Linked DNA regions of Homo sapiens: region 1 is linked to region 2. The links are chromatin loops, found by intact Hi-C in ENCODE. Cell type or tissue: Calu3. All regions are shown on one strand. Links, peaks and the distances in the headings refer to the core of each region. The heading gives the core; the rest is flanking DNA.

The links. A loop is a pair of places that touch in the nucleus more often than their neighbours do. Peaks named below come from ENCODE experiments on the same cell type or tissue, not always from the same donor. Only the 100,000 strongest peaks of a DNase experiment are listed, where the experiment ranks them.
Region 1: it touches region 2 in a loop (2.5-fold over the local background); 5 of 110 quality-filtered maps call a loop at or near these places.

The regions. Positions count from the first base shown.
Region 1 is chr12:54,755,864-54,763,439 of GRCh38, reverse strand. No RefSeq gene overlaps it. Among named protein-coding and RNA genes, the nearest start is that of MUCL1, 95 kb to the left of the region's middle. In Calu3, for the core only: a CTCF peak has its summit at 3,559 (motif pointing left); a DNase peak (open chromatin) is centred at 3,489.
Region 2 is chr12:54,930,707-54,938,282 of GRCh38, reverse strand. It overlaps the pseudogene LOC105369778. Among named protein-coding and RNA genes, the nearest start is that of TESPA1, 50 kb to the left of the region's middle. RefSeq lists an enhancer at 2,093-3,292. In Calu3, for the core only: no CTCF peak of the experiment used is centred there; a DNase peak (open chromatin) is centred at 2,782.

The sequences.
Region 1 (7,576 bases), core at 1,346-5,345, 170 kb after region 2:
TAACACAATGTTCAATTATCTTATAATCATTAAAATAAAAAACAGTGAAAAGCAAATAATGTAGAACGAATACTCATGGTAAATTAATTGGTAAGAAATATAAATTCTGACTTCCACAATGGTTGAACTAGTTTACAGTCCCACCAACAGTGTAAAAGTGTTCCTATTTCTCCACATCCTCTCCAGCACCTGTTGTTTCCTGCCTTTTTAATGATTGCCATTCTAACTGGTGTGAGATGGTATCTCATTGTGGTTTTGATTTGCATTTCTCTGATGGCCAGTGATGATGAGCATTTTTTCATGTGTTTTTTGGCTGCATAAATGTCTTGGGAGGGGGGGAGGGATAGCATTAGGAGATATACCTAATGCTAAATGACGAGTTAATGGGTGCAGTACACCAACATGGCACGTGTATACATATGTAACAAACCTGCACATTGTGCACATGTACCCTAAAATTTAAAGTATAATAATAATAAAATAAAATAAAATATTAAAAAGAAATATAAATTCTATATTGTCTACACACAACTAATTCAACCTTGTAAAATAAGCATGCATGATAAAGATTTTTAAAAGTGAAAGTAATTGTGTATTAGTCAAGGTAGTTATTGCAAACTATCCTAGTCCAAGCCTAACTTAAACAGAAAAGTAATTTAATAAAGACTATCAGTTCCTGAAATTATTAGAAAAGCTGGAGAAAAAGATGTCCAAGCTTCTGGTAAAAATGCTAACAACTTTGCCACAGGACTGGTTTGATGAGAAAACCTCCTGCATGGCCATGGGTGCTGCCAAGTACTAAATGCCAAGAATTTGATTAAAACAACAGTAAAACGTATTTCCCTATCAGAAATCAGTCCTGCAATCATTGCTGTCCTTTCAACCTGTATGTTTTGGCAGGCAATATATGCCAGCAAAATGAAGGCTGTTTTCACACACTGCTCATCTCCAGGCTAAGGTCTTGTGAAAGTTCCTAAAATTAGAAGAGCTAGTTCACAAGCCTGCATTCTGGTTGCAAGAGAAGCTGAGAAACTGCAGTATAATTTCAATGTCGTAGGACTATACACAGCATTTTATTTAATTCTTTTAAACAGAATGGACATTATTATCTATATTTTATAAATGAAGATATTGAAGTATATTAATTTTGATAAATTATAGGTTATTTTGATTTTTGATTTTATATAGATAATCAGGCCATCCACAAATAACGACATTTTTTTCTTTCTTCCTTTCCAACTATTTGACCCTTTATTTCCTTTTCTGATTTTAATAATCAGGCTAGAAACTCTAGTATAATGAGAATAAATGTAGTAATAGCAGCACTCTCTGAATTATTTCTGATTTTTTTTCATGTTCCAAAGCTTTCTTTTTTACTATTCTTATTATACTTTAAGTTCTAGGGTACATGTGCACAACGTGCAGGTTTGTTACATAGGTATACATGTGCCATGTTGATGTGCTGCACCCGTTAACTCGTCATTTACATTAGGTATATCTTCTAATGCTACCCCTCCCCTCTCCCCCAACCCCATGACAGGCCCTGGTGTGTGATGTTCCCCATCCTGTGTCCAAATGTTCTCATTGTTCAATTCCCACCTATGAGTGAGAACATGCGGTGTTTGTTTTTCTGTCCTTGCAATAGTTTGCTCAGAATGATGGTTTCCAGCTTCATCCATGTCCCTACAAAGGAGATGAACTCATCCTTTTTTATGGCTGCATAGTATTCCATGGTGTATATGTGCCACATTTTCTTAATCCAGTCTATCATTGATGGACATTTGGGTTAGTTCCAAGTCTTTGCTATTGTGAATTTTTTTTTTTTTTTGAAACGGTGTTTTGCTTTTGTTGCCCAGGCTGGAGTGTAATGTCATGAACTCGGCTCACTGCAAACTCCACCTCCTGGGTTCAAGCAATTCTTCTGCTTCAGCCTCCTGAGTAGCTGGGATTACAGGCACGCACCACCACTCCCGGCTAATTTTGTATTTTTAGTAAAGATGGGGTTTCTGCATGTTGGTCAGGCTGGTCTCGAACTCCCAACCTCAGGTGATCTGCCTGCCTCAGCCACAGAAGAGCTCGGATTACAGGCATGAGCCACCGCACCCGGCCTATTTCTGATTGTAAGATAAGTGCATTCAGTAATTTACAATTGAATACGATGTTTCCTGTAAATTATTTGTAAATAACCTTAATTTTTCATGTTAAGAAAGTTTCCTCTATTCCTTGTTTTCTAAGACTTTTAACAATGAATGGATGTTGAATGCTACCAATGCTATTTCTACATTTAATTAGATAATCATATATGTTTTATTTTAATATCTAAATATGATGAGTAATAATAACACACTTCTTTTTAAAAAATTCTTTTCAGAAAGAAGTCCAGTTTTCCTGAAGTAGTGTCTTGTCTTTAAGATAGTTAGGCTCACTTTGCTGCTAATTTGATCATATTTTTGCATCTTTATATAAACAAGATTAGCCTGTGATACATTATTCTTATATTTTCCTTAAAAGATTTTAGTATCAAAGGATGTCATCAAAATGGTATAGCAGAAACAATCTGACTTTGCTCTCCCCAGCAGAAAACCAAGAACAAATATCCAGCATCAAGATTATCACCAGGGGCCAGGTACAGTGGTTCATACCTGTAATCCCAGAATTTTTGGAGGCTGAGGTGGGCAGATTGCTTGAGTCCAGGAGTGCGAGACAAACCTGGACAATGTGGCAAAACCCTGCTTCCACAAAAACACAAAAAATTAGCCAGGTGTGGTGGTGCACACCTGTAGTCCCAGCTACTTGGGGGGATGAGGTGGGAGGATCACTTGAGCCCAGGAAGTTAAGGCTGCAGTGAGCCATATTGGAGCCACTCCACTCCACTCCACTCCCGCCTGGGTGACAAAGCAAGACCCGGTCCCCGCCTCCAAAAAAAAAAAAAATATATATATATATATAGTAACCAGCAAAATCCTAAAACTCAAATCTGAGGCTGGGGCAATCCCTACAGCCACAGAGAAGTGAGAAACTCCGAGCTTCGGGTAAGAGAAACAAACCTGTCTATCTTTGATACCGATCCTCAATCTGCCAGGCACCATTTGTGGAAAATTCCCCCAGACTCATGGTTTCTAGATCGGAAAAAGTGAGATTGAGGTAGATAGCCAGCTTCTCCACCATCGTGGATTCCCTTGTAGGAAAAGCATTCCTGCCTCAACTCATGGGAAATACCTGTAGGAAGGAAAACCCCAAGGGCAGCTGGAGATAAAGAGGGAAAGTGGGACTAGAAACCCCAGCCTGTGAAACCCTGGTCTTTAAGGCAAAGGAGATGCCAAATCAGAGTGTCTGTTCAGCAGTACGACATTGTATGAGGCACATTCTACCAGTCTTTTGAGCACAAATCCCTAGCCAGATTTCCCTCATGGGTATGGTAACTTCTTTGGGACTTCCTCTCTCTCCTCAGTCAGGGATGGGCAACACTCTGAGCAGTTGCAAGAAGCCCAAGCCAAATCTGGGCTTAAGGCACCATCTAGTGTTGAAAAGGAGGCAACAATGTAGGATAAGGAGACCAACAGGCAGCTAAATATTACCCCATAGCAAACATACCCTAGGAAGACCAAAACAAGCCAGACAGCAAAAACTGTAAATAATCCTCCAATGCAAAGCCATAGATGTATATCCATAAGAAACAACAGCAAACAGGGAACTCTGACCTCCACAAATGAGCAAAGCAATGAGCCAAAGACTGATCCTAATGAGGCAGTGATATATAAGCTCTGTTAAAGAATCCAAAGTAGCAGTTCAAAGGAAACTCAGTGAACTCCAAGATAACACAGAAAAGCAATTCAGAAATTTACTAGAGATATTTAACAAAGATATTCAAATAATTTAAAAATTTAAACAGAAATCCTGGAACTGAGAAATATGTTTGCTAAACTGAAAAATACATTATAGGCTCTCAACAGCACAATGGATCAACAGTGGGAAAACTCAGTTAGTTCAAAGACAGGCTATCGGAAAATACACAGTCAAAGGAGAAGAAAGAAAAAAGAATGGAAAGAAATGAAGAACACTTGCAAAATATAGAGAATACCTTTAAGAGAGCAAATCTAAGTGTCATTGCCATTAAAGACGAAATTGGGAAAGAGAAAGTGTTAGAAAGCTTATTTAAACAAATAATAACAGAAAAGTTTCCAAACCTAGAGAAAGGTATAATCTAGCTACAGGAAGGCTAGAGATCACCAAATGACTTCAATCCAAATAATACCACCCGAAGGCATATAAGACTTTGAGAGTTTACCCTCAAAGGTCAAGGACAAAGAAACGATCATAAAAACAGCAAGAGAAAAGAGGCAAATAACATATAAAAGGGCTCTGATTCATCTGGCAATAGACTTCTCAGGAGAAAACATAAAGGCCAAAAGGAAGTAGAATGACATATTCAATGTGCTAATGGGAAAAAAAAAAACTTTCAACCAAGAATACTGTACCCAGAAAAAGCTTTCCCTCAAACATGAAGGGGAGATAAAGTCTTTCCCAAACAAACAAAAGCTGACAGAAGGAATTCATCACCACTAGACCCATCTTACAAGAAATGCTAAAAGTACTTCAGTCTGAAAGAAAATGATGCTATCATACAAAAGCAAAACATTTGAAGATATGAAACTCACTGGTTGAGTGCAGTGGTTCACACCTGTAATACCAGCACTTGGGAGGCCAAGGGGGGAGGATCACCTGAGGTCAGGAGTTCAAGACAAGCCTGGCCAACATGGCGAAACACCATCTCTACTAAAAATACAAAAATTATCTGGGTGTGGTGGTGGGTGCCTATAATCCCAGCTACTTGGGAAGCTGAGGCAGGAGAATCACTTGAACCCAGGAGGCAGATGTTGCAGTGAGCCGAGATCATACCACTGCACTCCAGCCTGGGTGACAGAGTGAGACTCCGTCTCAAAAAAAAGAAAAAGGAAAGAAAGAAAGAAACTCACTGGTAAAAGAAAGTACACAGACAAACAGACAAATTAACAATATTCTAATATTGTCATTGTGTAATCTACTCAAAAATCTAGAATGAAGACCAAAAGAAAAATCTATAAAAAATAGCTACTGCAGCCTTTTAAGAGATAGGCAATATGAAAAGATGTAAATTGAAAAAACAAGAAGTCAGAATGGGGGGTGGAATTAAAGTATAGAGTTTTTTAGTTTTTCCTTCCTTTCTGTTCTGTGATAAAAGTTAAGTTGTCATCTGTTTAAAATAACTTATTATATTTATAAGATAATTTTGTAAGCCTCATGGCAACCGCAAAGCAAAAACCTATATTAAATACACCAAAAATAAAGCTCAGTGTATTAAAATGTATTACCAGAAAACTTTACCTAACCACAAAGGAAGACACTCAGAAAGAAAGGAAGAGAGGAGTTAAAAAAACAACCAGAAAACAAGTAACAAAATGACAGTAAGTCCTTACCTATCAATTATTATACTGAATGTTAATGGACTAAATACTCCAATTAAAATACATGAATGGGCTGGGCATAGTGGCTCACACCTGTAATTCCAGCACTTTGGGAGGGCGAGACGGGGGATCAGAAACCCTGCCTCTACTAAAAATACAAAAATTAGCCAGTGGCGGTCACCTCTAGTCCCAGCTACTCGGGAGGCTGAGGCAGGAGAATCACTTCAACCAAGGAGGCAGAGGTTGCAGTGAGCCACCACTGCACTCCAGCATGGGCAACAGAGTGAGACTCCATCGCAAAATCAATTAATTAATTAATTAATTAATTTTAAAAATAAGATACATGAATGAATCGATTTAAAAACAGGGTTCAGGCTGGGCATGGTGGCTCATGCCTATAATCCTAGCACTTTGGGAGGCCGAGGCAGGCAGATCACAAGGTCAAGAGATTGAGACCATCCTGGCCAACATAGTGAAACCTCATCTCTACTAAAAATACAAAAATTAGCCGGGCAAGGGGTCGCACGCCTGTAGTCCCAGCTACTCGGGAGGCTGAGGCAGGAGAATCACTTGAACCCGGGAGGTGGAGGTTGCCGTGAGCCGAGATTGTGCCACTGCACTCCAGCCTGGCGACAGAGCAAGACTCTGTCTCAAAATACAAAAAAAAAAAAAAAAAAAAAAAAAAACAGGGTTCAAATATATGCTGCCTAAAGAAACTCACCTTACCTATAAAGACACACATAGTCTGAAATGAAGAGATACAAAAAAAATTCCATACAAATGGACACCAAAATCTTCAAGTCAAAGATTATCAAAAGAGAAAAGAATGTCACTATGTGATAATAAAAGGGCCAATTCAGCAAGTCTATAACAATTGTAAATATATATGCACTCAACACCAGAGCACCCAAATATGTAAAGCAAACATTAATAAATATGAAGTCAGAGATAGACTTCAATACAGTAATGTTAGGGGACTTTAAACCCTTCTCTCAGTAAAGAACAAATTATCCAGACAGAAATCAATTTTTTAAAATCCAGGTTAAACTTCACACTAGACCCAATGGACCTAACTAATATTTACAGAACATTTCATCCAAGTGATATGGAATATGCATTGTTATCATCAGCACATGGAACATTTTCTAGGATAGATCATATTTTAAGTCACAAAACAAGTCTCAACAGATTCAAAAAAGCCAAAATTATATCGAATATCTTTTCTGACCACAATAGAATACAACTAGAAATTATTAACAAGAGGATCTGAAGAAATTATACAAACACATGGAAATTAAACATGTTCCTGAATGATCAATGGGCCCATGAAGGAATTAAGAAGGAAATTTTTTAATATTTTGAAACAAAAGAAATGGAAACACAATAATAAAATCTATGGGCTATGGTGTAAGCAGTACTAAGAGGGATGTTTATAGCAATAAATGTTCCAAAAAACAGAAAGAGTTCAAATAAACAACCTAATGGTGCACCTCAAGAAACTACAAAAGCAAGAGCGAATGAAACCCAAAACTAATAGAAAGAAAATAATAATAAAGACGAGAGCCAGATGAAATGAACAGAGACTAAAAAACAATACCAAGTACAGACAAAACAAAAAGTTGATTTTTGAAAAGATGAAATTGGCAAACCTTCAGTAAGAACAATTAAGAAAAAATAGAGAAAGCTCAAAATGAAATTTGAAGAAGGAAACATAACAACTGATACCACAGAAATACAAGGGATCATTAGAGACTATTATGAACAAGTATATGCCAACAAAATGGAAAGCCTAGAAGAAATGTATAAATTCCCAGACACACACAATCTGCCTAAATTGCATTGAAAAGAAATAGAAAACCTGAACATACCAATAACAAATTGAAGCAGTAGTATGTCTCCTATCAAAGAAAAGCCCAGGACCAGATGAATTTACTGTTGAATTTTACCAAACATTTAAATTGCCAATTCTACTCAAACTATTCCAAAAAATTGAAGAGGGAATATTTCCAAACTTATTATATGAGTCCAGCATTACCCTGATATCAAAACCAGACAAGGATACATCAAAAAAGAAAACTACAGGACAATATCCCTGAAGAACATGGACACAAAAATTCTCAAATAAACACTAG
Region 2 (7,576 bases), core at 1,255-5,254:
TCAATATCTGCAAAGTACAATAAAATAAAACACAACAAAATGAGTATGTCTGGAACTTTTTTTGTAACAAAAGCCAATTATAAATAATTAAACTTCGATCAATCACAGGCAGCCAACTCATCACATCATGCCCAAAAAAGGCAAATGTTTCATCACACCATGTCCAAATAAGGCAGATTCCTAGTTATCAGATGATATCTCTACTCAGCTTCTGTGTGTAGCCTGTAAAAGCTCACGGCTCACACTGCTTGGCTGAGCTTTCTGAACTTTGTCTGGTTCTGTGTTGTATTGGTCAAGGTTTTCTAGAGGGACATTACTAATAGGATATATGAATATATGAAAGGAGTTGAGTAGGGAGAACTGGCTCACATGATCTCAAGGCAAAGTCCCACAATAGGCCACCTGTAAACTGAGGAAGAAAGGAGCCAATAGTCCAAAAGGCTCAAAAGCAGGGAAGCCGACAGTGCAGCCTTCAGTCTATCGCCAAAGGCCCGAGAGCCCCCGGCAAACCACTGGTGTAAGTCCAAGTGTTCAGAGGCCAAAGAACCTGGAGGCTGATGTCCAAAGGCAGGAGGAAAGGGAGGAAACATCTGGCATGGGAGGAGGATGAAAGCCAGAAGACTCAGCAAGCCAGCTTATCCCACTTTTTTTCCACCTTCTTTGTTCTAGCTGAGTTAGCAACCAACTGAAAGGTGCCCACACACATTGAGGGTGGGCTTTCCTCTCCCAGTCTATGAACTCAAATGTCAGTCTCCTCTGGAAACAGCCTCACAGACACACCCAGAAACAATACTTTACCCCCTATCTAGGCATCCTTCAATCCAACCAAGTTGACACCTAATATTAACCATCACATTAGTGCTGACTGATTCATGAATCATTCCTTGCTCAAATAAATTCTTTTAAATCTAATTTGTCTAAATTTTTAACAAGGTCTCCAGAGTTGCTAAAATCTAGGGATTGGGTGTTTATTTCAAGTTAGCTCTTCAAGTTAGCCAGATTCTCAGGTATTTGGCTCTAGTTAGATTCAGAGACAGCTCAAGAGCACCCTGAGAGTTTCCTCATTTGTTAAAATGGGGATAATAATATAAAGCTTGCTTTCCTCTCAAGTTATTGTTGTGAAGATCAGACAAAAGAATAAGAGAGTGCTTTCTAAACCAAGTCAAATGTATACCAGGGAATTATATTTTTTTTACAAGTCGCAGTTTAAGGCACAGTTACTCCCTTTTCATATTCCACCACTCCCTAAACTTACCAGTTATTGTATCAACATTTTAAGAAAAAAATACATTGTTCTGCATTTTAACCTGTTGACTTTCAACAGGGTGAGTCAGGATGCAGTGATCTGCGTAAGGGTGCCTTCTGATCTTCGCACATGCAGGAGGAGTAGAGAAATGTACACAGGACTGAAGGTAAAGAAACCTTGATTCTTGTCTCATCATGGCTCCAACCTGCTGCCTGACCCTGGACAAGTCTCTCTCCATCTTTCAGCCTCAGTGTTCTCATCCACTTCCAATTCCACCTGCACCAGCCCACATCTTCTATTTACCCCTTTCCTGCCATAATTTTTCTCCATAGAACTTATCCTATTTCACATTTTATGTTTACTTATTTAATGTGTTCATTGTCTCTTTCTCCTTAGTAGAATGTAAGCTCATGAGGGAAGGTATTTTTGTCCTTTTTGTCCACTATTATCCTCAAGGGCTAGAATAGTGCTTTATGCCTGAGTTGCTCTGTGACTAAATACATGAACGAATGAAGACTAAGGATATTAAACTAGATTACCTCAGATTTACCAATATTAATTGTTTGAATCTTTGATTTAGTCATGAGGTATTTTTCCATGTGGTTTCTTTCTACCTTGCATTATCCTCCCCCAAATGAATTATAAGAAATACTTTTACATTCAATGAGCTTAAAAACAACCAGAATGATTCAAGTTAGATCTAAAGGCTTTCTTATACACTGAAATGAATTCTATGTTAGTTCCTACAACAGAAATAGATCTCAAGTTATCCATTTGAATACAATGTGTTTCTCAATGTATATCACTACTAGAATGCAGGCACTGGGCCCTTCTATTCATAGGTATGCCCAAAGAAACAAGGTAAGCAATTTGAAAGTAGAGCCTTAGAAGCTACCCGATGGAACAGTATGAGGGAAGCCTGGGCCCATTTCCTGTCCTTGAGGAGTCTAGTTCTTCAGAAGGAAGTGAACCTGCCCAGTTGCAAAGAGACGGTTGAGATTTTTTTTTTTCTAAGTTTATTTGTTACTAAAAATGCCTTAAAAATGCATTGGGCTGTGCCATAGATTTGAGTTTCTTCCCTCTGAAACTCATGTTGGAATTGTATCCCCAGTGTGGTAGTGTTGGGAGGTGGGGCCTAGTTGGAGGTTTTGGGGTTATAAGGGAAGATCCCTCCTGAATAGATTAATGTTCTCTTGTGGGGGCAAGTTCTTGTTCTCTCTTGTTCTCATAGGAATAGATTAGTTCGTAGGAGAGTGGTTTGTTAAAAAGAGCCTGACTTCCTTGGTTTCTCTCTCTTGCTTCCTGTCTCACCATGTGATATGTTTGCATGACCTGCCTTTCTACTTTCCACCATGACTGCAAGCAGCCTGAGGCCCTCACCAGATACAGCTGCCCAATCTCAAACTTTCTAGCCATCAGAATTGTGAGGTAAAAGACCTCTGTTCTTTATAAATTACTCAGCCTCACGTATTCTATTATAGCAACACAAAAAAGACTAAGACTATTTCAGTTTGTCCAGTGGGTGTCAGGATGACTCAGCTGAAGAAAGAGCAGACTGAGTAGGAACTGAGTCATTGCTTACATGTCTAAGCCACGTTGTTACCTGCAAAGAACAGAGAACGGATGTTCTTCCTGCCAAAGAATTGGAGGAGAGAAAGAGCTAAGATTTCAGTATAACAAAGTTAAGAAAGGACCCAAGAGGGAACTAACTGTCAGTAATAATAAGGAAGCACATGACGATTACTGAGCAAGTGCTAAAAACTTCTGCTTTGGAAATCCTTGCAAACAAAAATTTTCCATAAAATTGAAAGGGCTGTGAGTTCAGAAAAACCTTTAAGAATTCATGGCAATTAAGAAATGTGGGCCGGGCGTGGTGGCTCATTCCTGTAATCCCAGCATTTCGGGAGGCTGAGACGGATGGATGACCTGAGGTCAGGAGTTTGAGACCAGCCTGGCCAACATGGTGAAACCACGTCTCTACTAAAAATACAAAAAATTAGCCAGGTGTGGTGGCGGGTGCCTGTAATCCCAGCTACTCAGGAGGCTGAGGCAGGAGAATTGCTTGAACCCGGGAGGTGGAGGTTGCAGTGAGCTGAGATTGTGCCATTGCACTCCAGCCTGGGCAACAAGAGCAAAATTCTGTCTCAAAAAAAAATGTGATTAAAAATCAACTATGCTTGTAGAAAGGTAGAATTATTGGGAGTGGAAAGGGATGATTAATTCCTGATGATCAATTTTTGAGGTCCTACCCAAGAGTCTATTATACTTTCTTCTTAGAAGAAAAATGGTTGAAACCTCTTCATCCTCAATGTGTCTGTACCCCTGTGAAAGGGAAATAAAATCTCAGGACTCCAACTCACTATACCAAAGGGAAAAATAAAGCTTTGAAACTGAGTCATGTAAAATGCTGACTTTACTTTTGTTCCTAAACAGATAGTTATGAGACAGGAGGACATATATCTACTCAAGGGGCCTCCCTCACCGTGACAATGTAAATTAACAGCTTATCTTTACAGGTATGGAACAAAAGGAAACTAAAAATTGTCCCCCTGTCCACCCTGAGATGAATGCATATTTGACTTCTCCTCTTTGTTTACTTTAACTTAAGCAAAGTACAGATTTATGAAGTGCAAGACAAATATATAATTGGCTATTCCTCTATCTTTTCCTTTTCACATGTAACAGGTAGATTCAGTGATAGCTAACCCAAGCCTCACAAGAATGTGACCATATTCTCCCTTTTTTTTCCTTCCTCCTTTCCCCACCCACCCACTTTTTCCACTTTAAATATTGAAGCCCTCAAAATCCTCTTTGGAAAAATTGTGGGCCACAGATCCTACCGTGGCTTGTGTCTCTTCTTCCTAGGGACAACCTCAACCTTGACAAAATGAACCTTTAAATTAATAGAGACACTGTTTTAGGTTTACAAATTGGCAACCATGATGAAATTCTGAGTGGAGGTGGCCCTTGACCTGTGGCAAAACTCCTAACGGTGCCTGATACTAACTTGGGCTATTTTTATTGCTCAAACCAATAGGACAACTTGCTGAGGTCTGGGAGCTTCATCCTCTCCAGTGAAGCCTTGATCTCCCAAAATTGGAGTGAGATCTAAGGTTTATTTTGCTATTACAATTCCATTCTGGAGTTCTGCTTGCTTCTGGAAAGGAAGGTGACTTTTCCTGCTTTTACAATGGTAGAGAGCAGTCTTTAGCCTGAGCCTCATTCCTGGATAACAGCTAAGTTGAGATTTTGTCTTAAAAATTCTCTTTAATGACTAAGTTAGTGCCAGAGGTATTCAAACCAGGTGACTCCATCTTGAATAGGGGATGGGTAAAATTAGGCTTAGACCTGCTGGGCTACATTCTTAGTCACAGGATGAGAAAGAAGGCTGGCACAAGATAAAGGTCACAAAGACCTCACTGATAAAACAGGATGTGGTAAAGAAGCCAGCCAAAACCCAACAAATCCAAGATAGCAATGAAAGTGACCTCTAGTCATTCTCATTGCTCATTATACACTAATTATAATGTATTAGCATGCTAAAAGATACTCCTAACAGCATCATGACAGTTTACAAATGCCACAGCAATGCCAGGAAGTTGCCCTGTATGGCCTAAAACGGGGCAGAACCATCAGTTCCAGGAATTGCCTTCCCCTTTACTGGAAAACATATAGATAATCCACCCCTTGCTTAGCATATAATCAAGAAATAACAATAAAAATAGCCAAACAACAGCCATTAGGGCTGCTCTGTCTATGGAGTAACCACCCTTTTATTTTTTTACTTTCTTGATAAACTTGCTTTCACTCTACTCTGTGGACTCTGTGGACTCACCCCTAATTTTTCTTTCATGAGATCTGAGAACCCTCTTTCCACTAACATAAAGATTGACAACCAGCTATTCTTAACTTCTCCTTACAATTAGAGTACTCAGTAATCATATAAATTGTATGAACGCTTCCATAGTTAAGTCATAACCTTATTAATGCTTATTGGCTTCACTGGGGAGATTACCCTTTGTAAAGATGCTCAAAAGCCAGAAATATCAGCTATTTGCCTCAGCTAAAATCTGGTAATAATGAGACAGCCAGGTGGGAAGGGCTCCCTGGCAAAACTCCAGCTGGTCTGCACACTGGGAGGAGTGCACTCTGGGGTGGAGCCACAGAAGTTCGTGCCATTTGCAGTGGGGAGGAGCCTGGCCTCTCCTCTTCCTGGGTGGAACCTGGGATTCAATCTGCAAGGCAGAAAGCACACTCTCTCACTTCACCAAGAGTCTCTGTTTTTCCATTTTCCCCCCCTTTTCACCCAATAAAATCTTTACTTGTCAGGCCTCTGAGATTTTGTGCTGCTCCAACGCTTCACTATTTCATTTTATTTTTCTTATTAATACAAGAAGACGGGAATGTCAGGCCTCTGAGCCCAAGCTAAGCCATCATGTCCCCTGTGACCTGCACGTATACACCCAGATGGCCTGAAGCAACTAAAGATCCACAAAAGAAGTGAAAATAGCCCTCATCTTTACCCGCCTGAGGAACTTCTTTACTTTCTAGACAGATATGGTGAGAACTCCCTAGACATTTCACACCAACAAGCTGCCACACTTCTCCGCATCTACTTACGGCACCTTTCTCCTTATGTCAATTGCACCCCCCCCCCCCAAATTTGGACCCCTAACCACACAAACAACTATCCTATCCCTGTTGCCGCTCCTTTATGCATCTCCCGACAACAGCCTACTGGAATCCTTTTAGGCAACCTTCCACTGTCCACATGTTCCTTTACTCTTTATCTCCAGAACCCAGCCACACACATTATCAAACAGATGGTAGCATTCCAACTTTGCATTACTGATAAGACCTCTATCATTACTGACAAACTAAAAAACATTGGCAATCACTATTGTTTAGGAAGACACCTACCCTGCATCTCACTCCATCATTGGCTACCCTCCCCCTGCTCATCTGAATCTCCTCCTAGCCCCTCCTCTTGCTTGCTTATACCCAGCCCCATGAATAGCAGTGAAAGGTTACTTGTAAACACTATGTGCTTTTTCATACACCATGAAAACTGAACCCCGCCCTCTACACAGTTGCACCATCAATCCCCATTACAACCTCTAACAGCTGCTACCCTCGCTGGATCTCTAGGATTTTGGGTGCAGGATTCCTCTTTCAGTACACCCTCTCACCTTTTCACTTTAAATTTCCAGTTCTGCCTGGCAAAAGGTCTCTTCTTTTTATGTGGCTCTTCCACCTACATGTGCCTACCTGCCAACTGGACGGGCACATGTATTCCAGTCTTCCTTACCCCCAAAATCCAGTTTGCAGGTGGGAACAAACAACTGTCTGTCCCCCTCATGACATCAACATGACAAAAAAGAGTCATCCCACTAATCCTTTTACTTGTGGGTCTAGGACTTTCTGCCTCCACTATTGCACTTGGAACTGGAATAGCAGGCATCTCAACCACTGCCACGACATTCTGCAGCCTCTCTAATGACTTCTCTGCTAACATTACAGATATATCACAAACTTTATCTGTTCTCCAAGCCCAGGTTGACTCTTTAGCTGCAGTTGTCCTACAGAACTGCCAAGGCCTTGATTTACTCACTGCTGAAAAAGGAGGACTTTGTATATTTTTAAATGAAGAGTGTTGTTTTTACTTAAATCAATCAGGCCTGGTATATGACAACATAAAAAAACTCAAGCATAGAGCCCAAAAACTCACCAACCAAGCAAACAATAATGTTGAACCCCCTTGGACACTCTCTAATTGGATGTTCTGGGTACTCCCAATTATTAGTCCTTTAATACCTATTTTTTTCCTTCTTTTACTCAGACCTTGTGTCTTTCGTTTAGTTTCTCAGTTCATACAAAACTGCATCCAGCCCATCACCAGTAATTCTATATGACAAATGCTCCTTCTAACAACCCCACAATATAATCCCTTACCCCAAAATCTTTCTTCAGTTGAATCTCTCCCACTGTAAGTTCCCATGCTGCCCCTAATCCCGCTCGAAGCAGCCCTGAGAAACATTGCCTATTTCTCTCCAAACAACCCCCAAAACTTTTTGCTGCCCCAATACTTTACCACTATTTTGTTTTATTTTTCTTATTAATGGCCTGAAGCAACTGAAGATCCACAAAAGAAGTGAAAATAGCCTTAACTGATGACATTCCACAATTGTGATTTGTTTCTGCCCCACCCTAATTGATCAATGTACTTTGTAATCTCTCCCACCCTTAAGAAGGTTCTTTGTAATTCTCCCCACCCTTGAGAATGTAGTTTGTGAGATCCACCCCCTGTCTGCAAAACATTGCTCCTAACTC